3 separate regions of the Mus musculus genome follow, and regions 2 and 3 are each linked to region 1. Evidence: chromatin loops called from intact Hi-C (ENCODE). Cell type or tissue: left cerebral cortex. All regions are shown on one strand.

Evidence for each region. Hi-C counts contacts between places; a loop is a spot of excess contacts. Peaks named below come from ENCODE experiments on the same cell type or tissue, not always from the same donor. Only the 100,000 strongest peaks of a DNase experiment are listed, where the experiment ranks them.
Region 2: a loop joins it to region 1, with 4 times the contacts of the local background. A loop is called at or near these places in 3 of 42 quality-filtered maps.
Region 3: a loop joins it to region 1, with 10 times the contacts of the local background. A loop is called at or near these places in 3 of 42 quality-filtered maps.

Annotation. Positions count from the first base shown.
Region 1 is chr2:136,107,778-136,110,277 of GRCm38, forward strand. The region is part of intron 4 of Pak7 (p21 (RAC1) activated kinase 7); the gene reads right to left. Among named protein-coding and RNA genes, the nearest start is that of Gm14218, 28 kb to the right of the region's middle. In left cerebral cortex, a CTCF peak has its summit at 1,069; DNase peaks (open chromatin) are centred at 1,094, 1,797 and 2,114; H3K27ac peaks cover 2,124 bases.
Region 2 is chr2:136,056,819-136,059,318 of GRCm38, forward strand. Lamp5 (lysosomal-associated membrane protein family, member 5) reads left to right here and starts at 930. Exons shown (of 6, transcript NM_029530.3): 1 at 930-1,558; 2 at 2,128-2,300. The coding sequence starts at 1,495. In left cerebral cortex, no CTCF peak of the experiment used is centred here; DNase peaks (open chromatin) are centred at 1,160, 1,376, 1,712 and 2,158; H3K4me3 peaks cover 2,214 bases; H3K27ac peaks cover 2,150 bases.
Region 3 is chr2:135,968,212-135,970,711 of GRCm38, forward strand. It overlaps Plcb4 (phospholipase C, beta 4), which reads left to right. Exons shown (of 39, transcript NM_001355153.1): 23 at 110-234; 24 at 2,183-2,234. Among named protein-coding and RNA genes, the nearest start is that of Lamp5, 88 kb to the right of the region's middle. In left cerebral cortex, no CTCF peak of the experiment used is centred here; DNase peaks (open chromatin) are centred at 43, 999 and 1,817; H3K27ac peaks cover 2,117 bases.

The sequences.
Region 1 (2,500 bases):
GCTAGATCAATTGTTTTGCAAATTATCACCCCAGGCTGCCAAACCAGTTAGCTGCAGTGCAAGGAGACCACTAATGATTGTTGCACATCAGCTACATTTGGAGAGGAAATTCTCTCTGCAGGAATCTTTAAAAATACAGACAGATGAACAAGGAGCTCTTTCTTTTGGGGTGGTTAATAACATACACTTGGTTTTTAGTTTCCTGAGATTTTTTAGCATACCACATAAATGAATTCTTAAAGAAATGCGCCTTTTCCTGTCTCTAGTCAAGATGTGCAGTGTGTGTGTGTGTGTGTGGGGGGGGGGGCGGGGACTTATTATGTGAGAATAAATAATTCCCCAGTTAACAGTTCAGCCAGAATGCCCTTCTACAATAAGTGCACTGTCTCCAAGGATAGGGTTAGGTACAGGCTTGTGATGTATCAACATTATAAGTAATTATAGCAATGAATTCATTTAATCAATCAATTTCAGCAGTGGTGCACTGCAGTGGACAGGGCATAAAACTCCTCACCGCTATCAATTGCCCCGATTACAGCTGGCTGTCAGCCAGAATTCCCCTGATCCATGTTAGTTAAATGCACATTAATCTGAATTTGGCAGTGTAATCAAGGACCTAACTGAACTGTGAAATTGAATTCTGCAGTAGAACATCATTTGACCATTTTATGCCAAGGCTGGAAAAAAAAGGTAGAGGGTGGGAGAAAGAACAGAAGGGGGAAAAAAATCATGCTGCAGTATCCCTTTGTCACCAGGAGCCCCTGCACTGACATCAGGGAGGCTGTGGCTGGCTGTGGCTGGCTGGTGCTGGAAGGTGGTGTGTGCAATGGCTGGGCTGTGCATCTCTCCTACAGAATGGGACCAAGGAATGTTCCGTGAAGGATGGAGATTACAGGGAAGGGAGACAGCTGCTTCCAGGGCTCAGTAGTGATGCTCCAATACACCTTTTTGGAACACAATGAAACAAAGAGATTGCTCATCTCAAAAAAAGAAAGAAAAAAAAAAAGGAGAGAAAGGCAGACTGGGTGTTGCTCGCTCTACATAAATCAGAGTGAGATAAAAGCGAATCACAGCCCTCTATTGTCTGAGCTTGGAAAGTACATCTTAAATTTTTCTGGACTGAAAGGAAAATGTTAACAGGACCAGCCTTGGTGTTGGGAGAGGAAAAAAAGAGCATCCGCAAGAGAGCCAGGGAGCATCACTGGTGGTTTTTTTTCCCCTGCAGAGACATTTTAGGGAATGGTAATTAGGAAAAGACAACTCATTCATTCTGGTGGCCCTCCTGTTGTGCTTTGCAAACCAGTTTCTCTCCTTTTTCGGTCAGGAAACAGCACTGATGCGATTCCTGCTTGCTCTCAGGCAAGCTCTCCTGCTCTGCCCAAGGCTGATGGGCCTTCTTTCTTGCTTTCCCCAGCAGCTGTTTGCTGTCCTCTGAGCTCCAGTCTGTCTCTTTGCAGGGTATGAAGGAACCTCCTGTTGAACCTTAATAAAGTAGTTACTGTTGCTTCTGCCAAAAGCAAAACCTTTTTATTGATGTGGTGAATTTCCTTCCTGATACTTACTTTCATTTACAAGAGGGGGCAATTAGTTTCGTAGTAGATGTGGCACATTTATGCTGGCTGTGTGACAGGGGTACATAGCGCATGCTAGGAGCTGATGTTCAACTTTGATAAAAAAGGCAAATGCTGCCAATGAGTAGTTTGTGACCCTCAAAGCAAGGAGCATCTCCTTATGCTGCTGAGGTAGGGGGTCTGGGAGGTAGGTTGGATTCTGTGTGCTTTTGGAGACCTTGTGCAGTAGGAAACTATTCAGTGCATTGAGCAAGCTGCCAGGAATTTTCCCCAAACCCTTGAGTTGGAATTTCATTTAGGCCTATAGGGATCTACATCTCATAACAAGGAGCCTGAAGAATCAAGTCTTTCCTGACTTACTAAACAAATGATAAGTACGCACTATGGATGTTCAGATAAGTTGCTACTGACCTCTGCAAATGGCGAGAGAGTACTTTTAGGAAGAAATGACTAAGTCCGTGATGAGCAGACTCGAGCACACTATATCTGGCTTTTCTCCTACCTCTGAATTGGCATGTGTAATTATCCCCATAATTGTTTTTCCTAGCTCAAAGGAAGTATCCTCCATCCAACAACAGACACTCTGCCCCAGTGCCTGAAAGAATGTGCAGGGACTTGGAGTCAGTGAGGATTGTCTCTTTGCTTCTGAATATGTGTTGATGCATTTCAGGGTTCTGGGAAAATTAGGGATGAGCAACACCAGGCTAAATTCCTTTTGCCTTTTAATTTACTAGAAGAAAGAACTACTCATAGTGACCAAAATATGACTTAGTTTTAAATCATTCCCAGGAAGAAGAGCATTCCCAGGAAGGCGTATGCTCATGTATAGTATAAGGTGTATCTACAGTTATACCTGTGGGGCAGATGTTAAAGATAGCATGACATTATCTTTTGCATGCTTTGCATGCCTGAGTGAGGACCACACAGGG
Region 2 (2,500 bases), 51 kb before region 1:
ACTATGTTAGAGCATATCAGTTCTTAAATTGGCACTTTATAGATGTAAAAGTGTGAATTATTAATATTTTTAGGTTTCAGTTCATTTATCATTTAATAAAAAATTGTAGTGGCGGTCATAATATGCTAAGTTTTAGAATGAAAGTGTTATATAAAGAGAAATGATTACGATCCTTGTAAATGTAAAACACGTGATTTTTTTTCTATTTTAATTCAAACTGGCCATATGACTTTGGGAAGGTCATTGAATTTCTCAATGTCTCACTTTGGGGGAGGTATAACAATAACAATAACCTCTATTTTCATTTGCTCAGCTTCTAAAGTCATGGAGAGATTCAAACTGACAACATAGGTAAAATGCTTTGCAGTTTGTCCTTTAACACGACATTGGCTATGTCATTATGTTTAAGGCGATTATTATTTATTGACCTAGTGCAATATTCTCTAATAAAAGAAATATTTGGACATCATTACAATTAATTAGAGCACCATGACTATTCCCCCAAAAAAGGTTCATTCTGATTTATTAGAGCAAGAATTAAAAAGAAAAAAATCAGCGAACTACCAAAATGCAAATACAGGAATTATCTAGCGATGTTTGTCTTTCTGCTCCCCAGAAGCTTTAGCGTAATACCAGCCTGTTTTCATTACATAACTATAGGTCTTTACTTACACCATAGTTCTAAAATTTCTGTCCTATGAGACCCCAGATAACCCTGTCTGCTCCCAAGATTTAGGTTTATTTGCAACCCTCTTAACAGAGTGATCACAGCTTACTGCATGGGGCTAGCTCAGGCCACATGCCCTCAGAGATAGATCTCACTGGTCACTGGGTCCCAAAGGATATGCGGCATGGCCTGGACCCCCCCACCCCCTTTGAGGAGATATCATTTTAACCTTATACTCAGCAGCTCTTGAGTGGGTACAGATGTCTCTGAAAGCCGGAAACTGTTGCCATAGCATTTTCCTTCTCTGTTCCTGCCTACCTTCCTTCTCCAAAGAATGAACAATCTGAAACAAATCTATTGGTTTGTTTCAAGAGCAGAATTCGGAGCTCCGGTGGTGTTATATCTACAGTACATACTGGCTGTACCTGGTGGGAGGGTTTAGCAAGTCCGAGGGTGGCATTAAGTTTCCTAGGACAGAGTCATCTTTGCAGATACCATTGCAGAGCAGTATACAGACCCAGGGAGAAATTTCCTCCCCCACACCACCCCAATCCCATTGGCCTTCTAGACAAGCCAAATTACAAGTCCTGAAACACAACCTCGTTATTTCCAGAACTCTCAGCGTGGACAGCTCCTGCATCCTGGGTGCTTCCTCTGCAGTGTGCGGCGGGAGAGCCATAGCACCCAGTGCAGCACGCGACTATCCCGCGCGCTCCCTCCTCCCAGTCCGCCCCCTCCCTTAGCTCACTCTACCGGCCACTTTGAGGGATTTCCTCCCGGGGCGGCCTTTGCAGCAGAAACACATCTGCCTGGTTCGCGGCAACAGCATGGATCTCCGAGTAAGAACCCTTCTTGGTGGAGACAGACTTCGGATTCTCCTAATGTTCTTCCGTGAGTAGCGTCTGGGGACCAGGGGTACTGAATGCACTCTGCAGCAGAGAATCTAATACACCGAATAAAGCCCTCTGATTTCACTCTGTTGTACTAGGTCTTTATGCTTGTGGTTATTTGGGGCTGGTGAGTGTTATGACCCATCCATATCAGAGAACTCCCAGAGAGCCACACACCTGTATGGCATCTCCCAGACAGAGCGCTAGACACGCCGAACTCATGGCTGTGATGGTGGGGCATAGCACTGCCAAGAAAGATTTAGCTTTAACCGCGCTCCCTAAACCCCCAGGGTGTCTGTGTGTATGTGTGTATGTGTGTAAGTGTGTGTGTTAAAGCCTAGTCGTATTGCAAATAAGAATTTAATTTTATTTTAGCTTCTGTTTTCATTATAAATTATCAGCAGTAAATATGAGTTTGGTGGCGGTAGACTAGAGAAATGGCTTGCGGAGCACACTGCTTCGAGCAGGGAACTTTGCCTCTCCAAAGCCTGCAGAGAACCAGCTCAGGTGTCCTAAAGCAGAGGGCTAGTTGAGCCCGAGAGCAATGAAATTGCTTTCCTTGTTCCGCAGATGTAATGGTCCAAACCGTGGCAGAACAAGAAGTGGAAAATCTTTCGGGCCTTTCCACGAACCCCGAGAAAGACATATTTGTGGTGCGGGAAAATGGGACGACGTGTCTCATGGCAGAGTTTGCAGCCAAATTTATTGTACCTTATGATGTGTGGGCCAGCAATTATGTGGATGTAAGGAATCTTTTTCCTCCCCAGCTTGCTCCTAGGGGCGGCAGGGCCGAAGGGCACCCTCCCTCCAGGCCCTGCCAAGACCTCAGTCGCCCGCCTCTTCCCCCCCAAACCCCCCGCAGGCTGTTCCCGAATGCTGCATGGGGGTTCCGGCTTGCAACGCCTTCTGCTCGCCCTGCCTGCTTTAAAAGTAAACCCCCCTC
Region 3 (2,500 bases), 140 kb before region 1:
TTGGCCCCGTGCTATCTACCTGCTTGCCATTGTCCCGCACCCCACTGTTGTTGTTCTCTGTTGTGCGTTCGCCTTGGCTGCTCTTGGATTTCCTTAATCAGTTACCCAGTTACAATAAGCGACAAATGAGCCGCATTTACCCCAAGGGAGGCCGAGTTGATTCCAGTAATTACATGCCTCAGATTTTCTGGAACGCTGGTTGCCAGATGGTTTCACTGAACTATCAAACCCCAGGTAGGCGCTAATGTCCAGTGACCCCGAATTCCACAAGAACATTGGGACAGGGCAGCCATTGCAGCTGCTCCCGTTGGCCTGAGGCATTTTCTTTTTAAAGGAAGCTGCCATGTGAAAAAAATTTGTTTTTCTTGCATTTATATTAATGGCAAAAAATTAAATCCCCAAAACGAAGCCATAACAGAAGATGCCATTTCAGTTTTAATCCATTCCATCAATGCTATGAGTAGCCCCTATTCTATAATATTTTTAATTTCTCTCTCTTCTGTATCAAGCTTACATCTTTGTTCCCAGAGATGGGATTTGGTTTCAGTATCTTTGTGTGATAACTTAGTCTCTTTGCTCCTTTGGAAAATACCACAACCAAGGTGGCCATCCAGCAAACACGGATGGCAGCAGCACCTACCATAATATGACAGACTTTCATCGTAAACTCTGTAAGATGCCATGCAAAGAGATGTCATCAGAGTACTAATCTGTAGTTCAATCTTCCAGAATATATTCACGGGCAGGGTTTCAACATACAGTGGTGCTTTTTTTTCCCCTACAAATTCTAACTTTTGATAAATGTACAAATGCTTGAAGTTTTCCAAGTTTGCATCAGAGCCTCTGACCATAATCCTGTGACTACAGATTGGGAAATAGGAAAATAAGCATTAAAAAAAAGAGAGAGACAGATGGCACAAACCATATTTATTTTACATGACCGTGTTCTTCTGCATGGCTTTAAAATTTGGTAGAAACAGGAATAAAAGTAAAATAGCTAACTAAATAGCAACGCATGTCTGGTCAGTCCCTCACTTTGTGAGCAGCACCCTTGCCAGGACTTTGCAGGCATGGAGCCGTTTTCTTTTCTGGTCACTCTAACCTGAGGACCACTGTCCTTGCTCCGGACTCACCACCTCCTTTTGGTGGGAATATGAGCTGGCTGTATTTTTCACGCCTGGGGGAGCCTTCCTGAGGGCCAGAGCTCCTTACCAATGGATCACTGCGTGGAATCCTAGCCATCCTTTCTAGAAGAGTCTTTTCCAGGTCTTGAAAGAATCTCGAGTGTTTTTAGTAGGGACAGGACAACACGATGGCAGTGCTTTACTTACCAAGGACTCAAGCGGCCCTCCAGGAGGCCAGCGAGTCCGTGATAAAGGACAGCGTGATCCTAAAGCAGTTCATTGTCTGGGCAAACGTGTGCTTCATTCTGAAGAATGGAAAGAAAAATATCCACTTAATTTAGTTACTGCTCCTCTTCCTGCTCCTCCTCCTCCTCCCCCTCCTCCTCCTCCTCTTCCTCCTCCTCTCCTCCTCTTCCTCCTCCTCTCCCTCTTCCTCTTCCTCCTCCTCCTCCTCTCCCTCCTTGTCCTTCTCTTATTTATAAGAAGAAAGAGAAACCTTTCTCTGCTTACAAAGAAAATTTATAAATCAGGTCTTCCCATTCCCAGGGTAGCCCTATGAGAGTTCCAACACTCACACAGGGGCTGAGGGAGGGTAAGCAGCAACATTTTATGATTCTTATCCATTTTATAATGTTCCTTTTAATCAAGTTCTGTGTTCTTAATAGCCCTGTTGTGTGTCTCCAGCATCCCTGTCCCATGTGGCATTGAGACAACGCATACCCCTAACTATAGCTGGTGTCTATATCCCCAACTACTACGTCTCTACTCTGAATATCGAGTTAAGCATCGTATGACTTGTATACCAAATGCCGCTTAGTAAGCCAGTTCTAGGGTAATCTCTATGAAAATGTACCTGGTATTTAATTTAAACTAAATATATGAGGTCATTTCGGCATGGAAAAGAGTCATGGCCCCTAAACTAGGCCAATAGAATGCGATGGTTTAATGGAGAGAGCTTTGGACCTTGGAATAATATGGCTTTCATTGTTTCCAGTCACCCTGTCAGGATCTTCTCTGTCCAGGGAGATGAGATGTTAAATTACTTTGTCTTTTGACAGATTTAGCGATGCAATTGAATCAAGGAAAATTTGAGTATAATGGATCATGCGGGTGAGTGATATTTAAATTATTGTCTCCTCATCTCAGACTCTATACCTCAGCTTTAATGAAACCATGTCATTTTCAATTACGGACAGCTGAATGTATGCTGGTTCTGAAGTGTGGGTAAAAATAAATGAAGTCCATAGTTAGATTACATTTACAAATATTCGACCTTTTCTCTGTCCCACTTTGTTAAACTGGTTCTTTCCTTTTAACCACAAACTCTGCAGTTCCTCACATATATTCTAGAATTTGATCACTTCATTCGAAATTCA